3 separate regions of the Mus musculus genome follow, and regions 1 and 3 are each linked to region 2. A link is a loop called in an ENCODE intact Hi-C map of the cell type or tissue named here. Cell type or tissue: heart. All regions are shown on one strand.

Region 1 (2,500 bases), 100 kb before region 2:
GTGGGAGCACATATATGTAGGTGCATATATGTGTGGATGCCTTTGGAGGCCAGAAGAGGGTGTCAGAACGTTTGGAGCTGGAGTTGTCGGCAGCTGTGAACAGAATTCTGGTCTTCTGCAAGAACAGTCTGTGCTCTTAGCTGTGGAGCCGTTAGTCCTCACAGTGTTTTCAATGTTTGCTTCAGACTCAATGCAACTGCCACTCAGAGTGAATTGGACAAGGACCGGGTATAGCAGTGACTTCCAGGGCAGTTCGGGCTGGAGTTCTGATATGACTGGTCGCTACTGGATACAGCGCAGTCTTCCACACCTTCGTAGTGTGTGGAGGTATTGGGTGCCCAACTGATCAGGTGACTCAAATGCTGTCTTCTTTTACTCCTCTGGGAGTGTTTTGTTACCTAGGGATGGGAACACCATAGCAACTAAGAGATACAAATCTTGCTGAATTGAATCCTTGTGCTAGAAATAACCTGGACAAAGACTGAGCTTAAAACAGAACAGGGAGGGTGTGGGGGAGTTAAAGATTCGAGGAGGAGGATAGAACTATTAAATAGCCCAGAGTTCTGAATTTGGATTAAATTTTTGCTTAACTTGCAAGGCACACTGTTACTCTTCAAATACAGGGCCATTAACAGGAGAAGAATGTGGATGGGGGACAGGTGACCATCCTCAATGAAATACTATTATGTGTACTCCCTCTATCTTGTCACCTCACGCTGAAGATAAAGACACTGGAAAGAAAAAGATGGTATTGGAGGCCCAGAAGCTGCTTAGTTTCTCCTCCTTCCCAGGGGCCCTACAACCTTTCCAGTCACTCGACTTAAAGAGCGTTAAAGGGACTTCACTAAGGCAGGCTCTGCGCGGCACACCCCACCCTTCCTGGTAGAGTAAGTTGTGTCAATAACAAGTTTCTCAGGGGTGCACACGTGAGAAGGCAGGGGTCTTCTGCTGGGGTGGAGCGCCTGGGGAACGGCCATAAGGCCCGGCTCCTGGGTTTCTGGAATGCAGCCCCAGCTCCTGGCGAGGCGTGTGGCTGCCATGCACCGCGGATGCCAGGCTGGGCGAGTGCATCCGGGCGGCCGCATGGCGTTGGCTCCGGGAGGTGGCAGCTGCGCTTTGTGTGCAGCAGGAGGGTGAGTCACCGGCCCCCGCGGTTCGTCCCAAGGCCGGGTGGACTCTCGGGCCGGGTGGCGGAGCGATCCGGGTAAGGGCGGCTCGGAGGCGGCGCTGCGCGTCCCCGGCTCCCGCCTGCGCAGCCTGCGCAGCCCGCGCGCTCCGCTCCTCCTCCGCGCGCGAACTTAGTCAGCGGTTCGCGCCGCCGCGCGCCCATTGGCCGGCCGCGCGCGCCGCGTCACAATGGAGCGGCTCCGGGGCGGCGAGCCGGGCAGCGCCGGGGCTTCCCGCTGAGCCGCAGCCGCCGGAGTGCGGGCGCCGGCCGCTCGGCTCGCCCCGGCCGGCCGGGCAGCGCGGGCCTGGGGGCTCCGACACGAAGGTAGGCGGGGACGGCGGGGGAAGGGGGAGCGCAGCAGCAGGTGGGGGCGGCAGGGCAGGTGCTGTTACCTGGCGGCGCCTCACCTGGGTCTCCCGCTGCGGGCAGGTGGCACAGTCACCTGCTAAGCCGCGGTCGCCCGGCTCCCACGCCCCCGGGGGAAGGAGGGCGCGGTCCCTTGCGGGCACCTCTCCTGGATGTTGGGGTCAGATGGGGCGAGAGGAGGGGGCGGCCGCGCCCAGGCGGTGCCTTCGTTGTCCCTACGGCTGAACACGCACCTGTGTATCCACCACCCCCCTCCCCGCCCCCGAAGGGAAAGGCCCTCCCTCTCCACCCTGGTCTCCCCTTAAGTGAAGGCGCTCGCTCGAGGGGGTCCACACCAGGTCCCCGCCGTTTGCCCCCTGCCCTGGAGCCTCCTGTCGACATTTTATGCTCTGGGGTATTTACTGGCCTACAGCTGTGATTTTAGCGTTTGAGCTGGAAGGGGTCAACTGATTTCCATTTAAAGACTCGGTGGTTCCTCCTCCTAGGTTGCAGGTGCTGACAGGTCAGAAGGAAGAGGCTCGGTAATCCGTGTCCTCAACTGACTTCCCAAAGTCCGTAGGTTGCTTATAGTCATGTGTTTGTGGAAGACTTTGATGTGTGGTTAGAAAAACTACCACTAGGATCCCTTTGCACCCCCACCCCAGAGGACAAACCTAAATTTAAAAGTCAATACCAGCGTATGGACTTCTTGAATACATTCTGGTCTTGTCTGAGAACTTAACAGGAAAAAACAAAACAAAACAAAACAAAAACAACTGCTATATAAAAATAAGAGAGAACGTTTAAAATATCGTAAATGTGAAACCAATTTAGATAATTTGTTCAGTGTCCGTTAAGAAATTAGAGACTGAGAGTGTAGCCCCAACAGGCTTAGCAAAGGCAAGGTTGGGGCTTCAGTGCCCTCCAAAGTACTACTACTGTTGCATATGACAATGATAATAGTAACAATAACTGCTTTCCAGGACA
Region 2 (2,500 bases):
TGGTTACTGACAAACTCTCTCTCTCTCTCTCTCTCTCTCTCTCTCTCTCTCTCTCTCTCTCTCTCTCTCGACTGCTACAGTGATCTTATCTGCACTTTTTCCCCCAATAGGCAATTTTTCTTTTTAGGGAGATGCCAGCTTTCAAGATGCTAGTTTGTGCTTTTAAACTATAATTGGGCAGAGAGATAGGCAGACAAACCCAAGGCTCAGATCAATGGCTGGGAGAGAATCCCTCCCCTACATCGTCTAAACAACAGGTGGTTCGGGGCACATTGTTAACTCTTTTGCACACACACACACACACACACACACACACACACACACACGATCCCCACCTCTGCCCACACAAAATCGTAGGCGGAGCTTTCATATGGAACGGCACCTGCTGCTCAAAGCCCAGAAGCCCATCTTGCAGGGTCCAGTAACGAGGGACTCCTGCCAGCTGGTCAATGGGATTGAGGTTGCCCAGGGTCTTAAGGCTTTGTAAACTACGGGCATCGGATTTTTTTCGTTCTTCCCTGTTCCCCTCATATATACCACCGCCCCCTCTCCACCCGCTTCCTGGACCTTTCATTCTCTGGGGAGGGGTTATCTCCAACCTGACCCTCTGGGAGTTCCCAGGAGGGCTATTTTTAGCAGCAGCCGCTCTGCTTCAACTTAGCCCAGGGAGGAGCTGCGGTGTAAGAGCGGATGGCGGGCTCACAGAAACCACCCGCTTTTTGGCATTGTTAGGGTTGCACACAGGAGGCAGAGGACCGATCTTCCCTGCTGTGCCAACCAGGTAGGCAGCTCTGAGCAGCGGAATCATCCAGCCGCGGAGAGGCTTGATTTCCCGGTGGGGAACCCGGGGCCCGCCCAGCGCGGGCCCGCCTGCCCTGGACGCCTGGTGGTCTCGGCAGAGGAGGAAGTTCCCGGGCATCGCTGCCTGCGTCACAGCGGGGCTGGCACCGCGGCGGCGGCTCGGCAGCCGACGGCGACCCCGGGGCTGGGCGCTGGGCGGCGCTGGCTGCCGCGGGCCAGGCGGCGCGCGGGGCGGCGCTGGAGGCGGCTCCGCTTGCAGGCGGGGAGGCACCGGGGAGGAGGAACAGGGCTGCGGAGCTGGGGCGTTAGCTGCGTCCCGGCTCAGAGCCCGCGAAGAAGACGAGGACCGAGGCGCCGCCGCGGCCGTGGCCGCAGCACTCTGAGCGCGACAAGCCATGAGCAGCGACGCCGCGGTCGCTTGCCGCCGCTGAGCCCAACCCGGACACAGCTCGCCGCGCCCTGGCATCCTTTTCTGCGGATACCCTCGCCCCCAGAGGTAAGTGCCGGGGACCCGCGGAGGGATGGAGAGGGACGGCCAGCACCCTGCCACTAGCCTCGGTTCTCTGGGCGCGCCCCAGCCTGGACCCGTCCACCCTCCCTCGTTCGTGACCCTGCTTCCCCAGGGCTCTGGGACAGGCACATTGTGGTCGCCTACTCAGCGTGCGGTTCGGGGATCCCGCTAACCCCAACCCCACCCAACCCACGCGGGCCCTGGCGTCCGCGCCAGGGACCCCCAGCCGGGAGCCCAGTACAGCCTGGCCGCTAGGTTCTGGGGACTGGGGGAGGGGCGTACTAGGAGAAAACGCGGTTGCTGCAGGGATGGCCATTCTCCTTCCCTACCTTCAAAACCCCCGGAGATGCTGGGGCCTGTTTTTTCTGCTCTTCTCCCCAACCCCCTCTCCTCCCTGGAAGATGCCTGAAGTTACACTTTTTGAGGAAGGAGGGGGAAATCGAAGGTCTACACAGAGATCCAGTGAGCACTAGTCCGCTCACCTGCAAGTCCAGAGGGGCCGGAGGGGGCTGCTCTGCATCCTAAGACCCTGGAGGCCAGGTGTCTAGGCCAGCAACTGCGGCCAGGATTTCTGCCTTCATCCCAAACTGACCCTAGCAGGCTAGCAGGCTCTCTCTCTCTCTCTCTCTCTCTCTCTCTCTCTCTCTCTCTCTCTCTCTCTTCTCCAGCGTAGAGGTGTTTGGGATGGAGTTAGCCCCTTGGGAGCCTCAGGGTGTGCTCTATAGACGCCAAAGCCTTTCTTTTTTTCCAGCAGCTAATGTTTCCCTCCCCCAACACTTGGCTGTGTACATCAGATTTCAGTTATTTTAAAATCCTTCAAGTTACCTTTCTTTGCAACGGCTCAGCCCACATCTAGTCCCCATGCTTAATGCGGATGTTTTATTAGAGGTTGAGGGCAGAGCTTTACTGAGTTTCCAACTCCTTAAGTATTTTTAAACTCGCAACAAATTAGTTAGGAAACATTTTTGGGCTCCCATCCTCCTTAAAGTGAAAAATAAGACTAATTGATCTTTGTGGGAGTGTCCAGGTTTGGCTCATAGAGCCTTATTACCCTTTAGAGGTGCTGTTTCACATCTACAGACTGCAGTAGCATATGAAGTGTGGCCTTAGCTAACGGTCACATTTCTGCCGAGTATGCAGTGCTTTGCTGAAGCTTGGACAAGGATGTAGAGTGGACTGACATTAAGA
Region 3 (2,500 bases), 110 kb before region 2:
GTGCCAGCTATGGTTTCTGTCCTCATCCAGCTGTGGTTTCTGAATCTATTTTACTGATCCAGTCACTTCCTCTGCAACCCCAGAAACAAAGATTGAATGCTATCTGACAAAATACATTGTAACGGGACAAAGCACAGTGTGAACTCCAAGCAATCAACAACGCCTCCAATCACACTGTCGTTCTTTGATTCTCATTGAGAAAGCAGAGGAAACGTTAGAAAGCGTGTCCAAGGCCTTCCAGATGTCTTAACTACAATTCTCACAGCATTCACAGGCCAAACTGGGTTACTTTGTAGCTGGAGTTACTAACCTGCCAGCTCGCTTAGGTTTCTGGGTCTGAGTATGGTAACTTTTGCTTTTGAATAGTGGGGTTCTGGTTAATGATTCAAACCAACACTTTCCAATGCTTCTGTGGCATACAAATGCCTCAACACTTGGATTTTTTTAAAGTGTGTGTGTGTGTGTGTGTGTGTGCGCGTGCGTGTGTGTTCACGGGGCGGTCACAGTACAGCTGCAGTAGTTTGTTTTCTCCTAGTATATAGCTTCCAGGTTTGGACTCAGGTTGTCAGACTTAACAGCAAGCACCTTTTCAGACTGAAGAATCTTCCTGCTCCAACCTTTTTCCACTCTAGATACAACTCCTCAGTAGAGGATCTGCAGTGTTTCCTATTCTCTTTTTTTTAGCCTAGCCTTTTCAGCCTTCACATTCACATCTAGGTACTGCACTATTATGAAGAATAATGAAGGAACCCACTCTACAAATTTTTAGAAGCAAACATTTTGGACAAAGGACAGTAATACGAGACAAAGCAATGACCCCTGGCATATGAACCACTTTCTGTCATGACAAGGAACCACATCCACACTGGCAACATAGTGCAATGTGTCTATTTGACACAACTCGCTCCTAAAATACTGAACACAAGTCAGAATCTAGAGTCTGAAAAGCAAACCCAAGGACTCCTGCGGTATAACTCTGTCCACCAGAGAGCGCCAAAGCCTTACACATATTTTATGTTACGCATTTCAAAGCTTAAAAAGGTTAAGAAAGCAGTTGAGGCCCGCTACCACACAACTGGTAAAGTGGCATTTTTGATACTTTCTTTATCAGTTTACTGGCCGTCCACTGCTCCCAGACACGACATTAGGGGACAAGGAAACACTTAAGGAGTTTATAGTCTAACAAAGGTCTTTACCTTGTCTCCTCTTCACTGACAGAAGACAGCACCCAGGCTCAAGGGAGGTGTCTCCCTGTCTCCAGCCTCAATGCATATGAAGAACCAGCCCTCCTTGTTTGATAGCAGTCGGATCAGAGGAGCTTTGGAGATACCTAGCTACACCCTCTACCTGTATGTATAAGGCCAGACTTAGTCAAGAACACAATCACAGTTGATGCTAACCCAGGATTCAGCACATACCTAGAATTTCCCTAGTAACACACACGCTTTGTTTAATCCTCCACAAAATTTATTCTTTAAGAGGTAAACTTAGGGCTGGAGAGATGGCACTGGCTGCTCTTCCAAAAGTCCTGAGTTCAATTCCCAGCAACCACATGGTGGCTCACTACCATCTATAATGAGATCCAATGCCCTCTTCTGGTGTTACTCATTTATATAATAAATAAATTAATTTTTAAAAAAAGAGGTAAACTTAGATACAGGACACCTGTATCTGTATCTAGATACAAGAAACCTGACAAGAACCAATGAGCTCATTAGCCAAAGCCCAGAGTAGCAACTTTGCTTCAGAGTCCAAGTGGCATTTTGAATTGTGCCTAAACCTCCAGATTGGGATTCTGAGTCCAATTCTCATGTCAATAAAGAAAGCTGAAGATAATATGGCGCTTCAAAGTCACATGACTGCTAGGTTGGAAAGAGATAAGATCAAAGAGTCATTCCATACATAGTAACGCTGTAGTAAATACAATTTCTAGCTCACAGTAAATGTCTCTACTTTATCATCACTAATTAGCCCCCCTTCTCTTTTTCCCTTCGGAACCTTAGTCTTTGTTTTTAAGATCTATTCTTTTGTTTTAATTATGTGTCTGTGCTGGGGGACTAAAGTTGGGTATGGGTGGCTGTGAGCCACTCAGCATGGCTGCTGGGAGCTGAACCGGGGTCCTCTGGGAGACACGCTCTAATCACTGAACCATCTCTCCAGTCTGCAGACCCCAATCTCTTATGTGTGTTCATTTGGAACTCTCACAAGTTAAACTATGACAGCTCATGAGGGCAGAACTGGAGGCTAAAGTACTAGAGTGACCCCAGAATATACAAGACAGGGGTATGGGTCCCCAGTCTCAAATCTCATTTCATTCATTCATTCACTCATTCATTTATTGCTTCCTGGGAACAAAACACTAATTTTGAGACATATGCACCCATGTGACTGCTGTGGTTTCCAGTCTCCTGAAACACACTTGCACATCATTCCTCCAGAGGATGTCAGCGATCTGCAGTTACGAAGCACTCACTCATCTGCCCACCTCACAGGCCTCTGA

The links. A loop is a pair of places that touch in the nucleus more often than their neighbours do. Peaks named below come from ENCODE experiments on the same cell type or tissue, not always from the same donor. Only the 100,000 strongest peaks of a DNase experiment are listed, where the experiment ranks them.
Region 1: a loop joins it to region 2, with 2.5 times the contacts of the local background. A loop is called at or near these places in 7 of 42 quality-filtered maps.
Region 3: it touches region 2 in a loop (5-fold over the local background); 7 of 42 quality-filtered maps call a loop at or near these places.

Annotation. Positions count from the first base shown.
Region 1 is chr5:105,414,421-105,416,920 of GRCm38, forward strand. Lrrc8b (leucine rich repeat containing 8 family, member B) reads left to right here and starts at 1,355. Exons shown (of 5, transcript NM_001033550.3): 1 at 1,355-1,492. It overlaps 4930542N06Rik (a long non-coding RNA gene), which reads right to left and starts at 756. Exons shown (of 2, transcript XR_389449.3): 1 at 1-756. In heart, a CTCF peak has its summit at 1,121; a DNase peak (open chromatin) is centred at 1,271; H3K4me3 peaks cover 1,847 bases; H3K27ac peaks cover 1,863 bases.
Region 2 is chr5:105,518,334-105,520,833 of GRCm38, forward strand. Lrrc8c (leucine rich repeat containing 8 family, member C) reads left to right here and starts at 1,138. Exons shown (of 4, transcript NM_133897.2): 1 at 1,138-1,297. In heart, a CTCF peak has its summit at 1,027; DNase peaks (open chromatin) are centred at 988 and 1,458; H3K4me3 peaks cover 2,500 bases; H3K27ac peaks cover 2,500 bases.
Region 3 is chr5:105,404,176-105,406,675 of GRCm38, forward strand. Gm26519 (predicted gene, 26519) reads left to right here. Exons shown (of 3, transcript NR_166586.1): 3 at 1,219-2,500. Among named protein-coding and RNA genes, the nearest start is that of Gm32051, 3.9 kb to the right of the region's middle. In heart, a CTCF peak has its summit at 976 (motif pointing right); no DNase peak of the experiment used is centred here.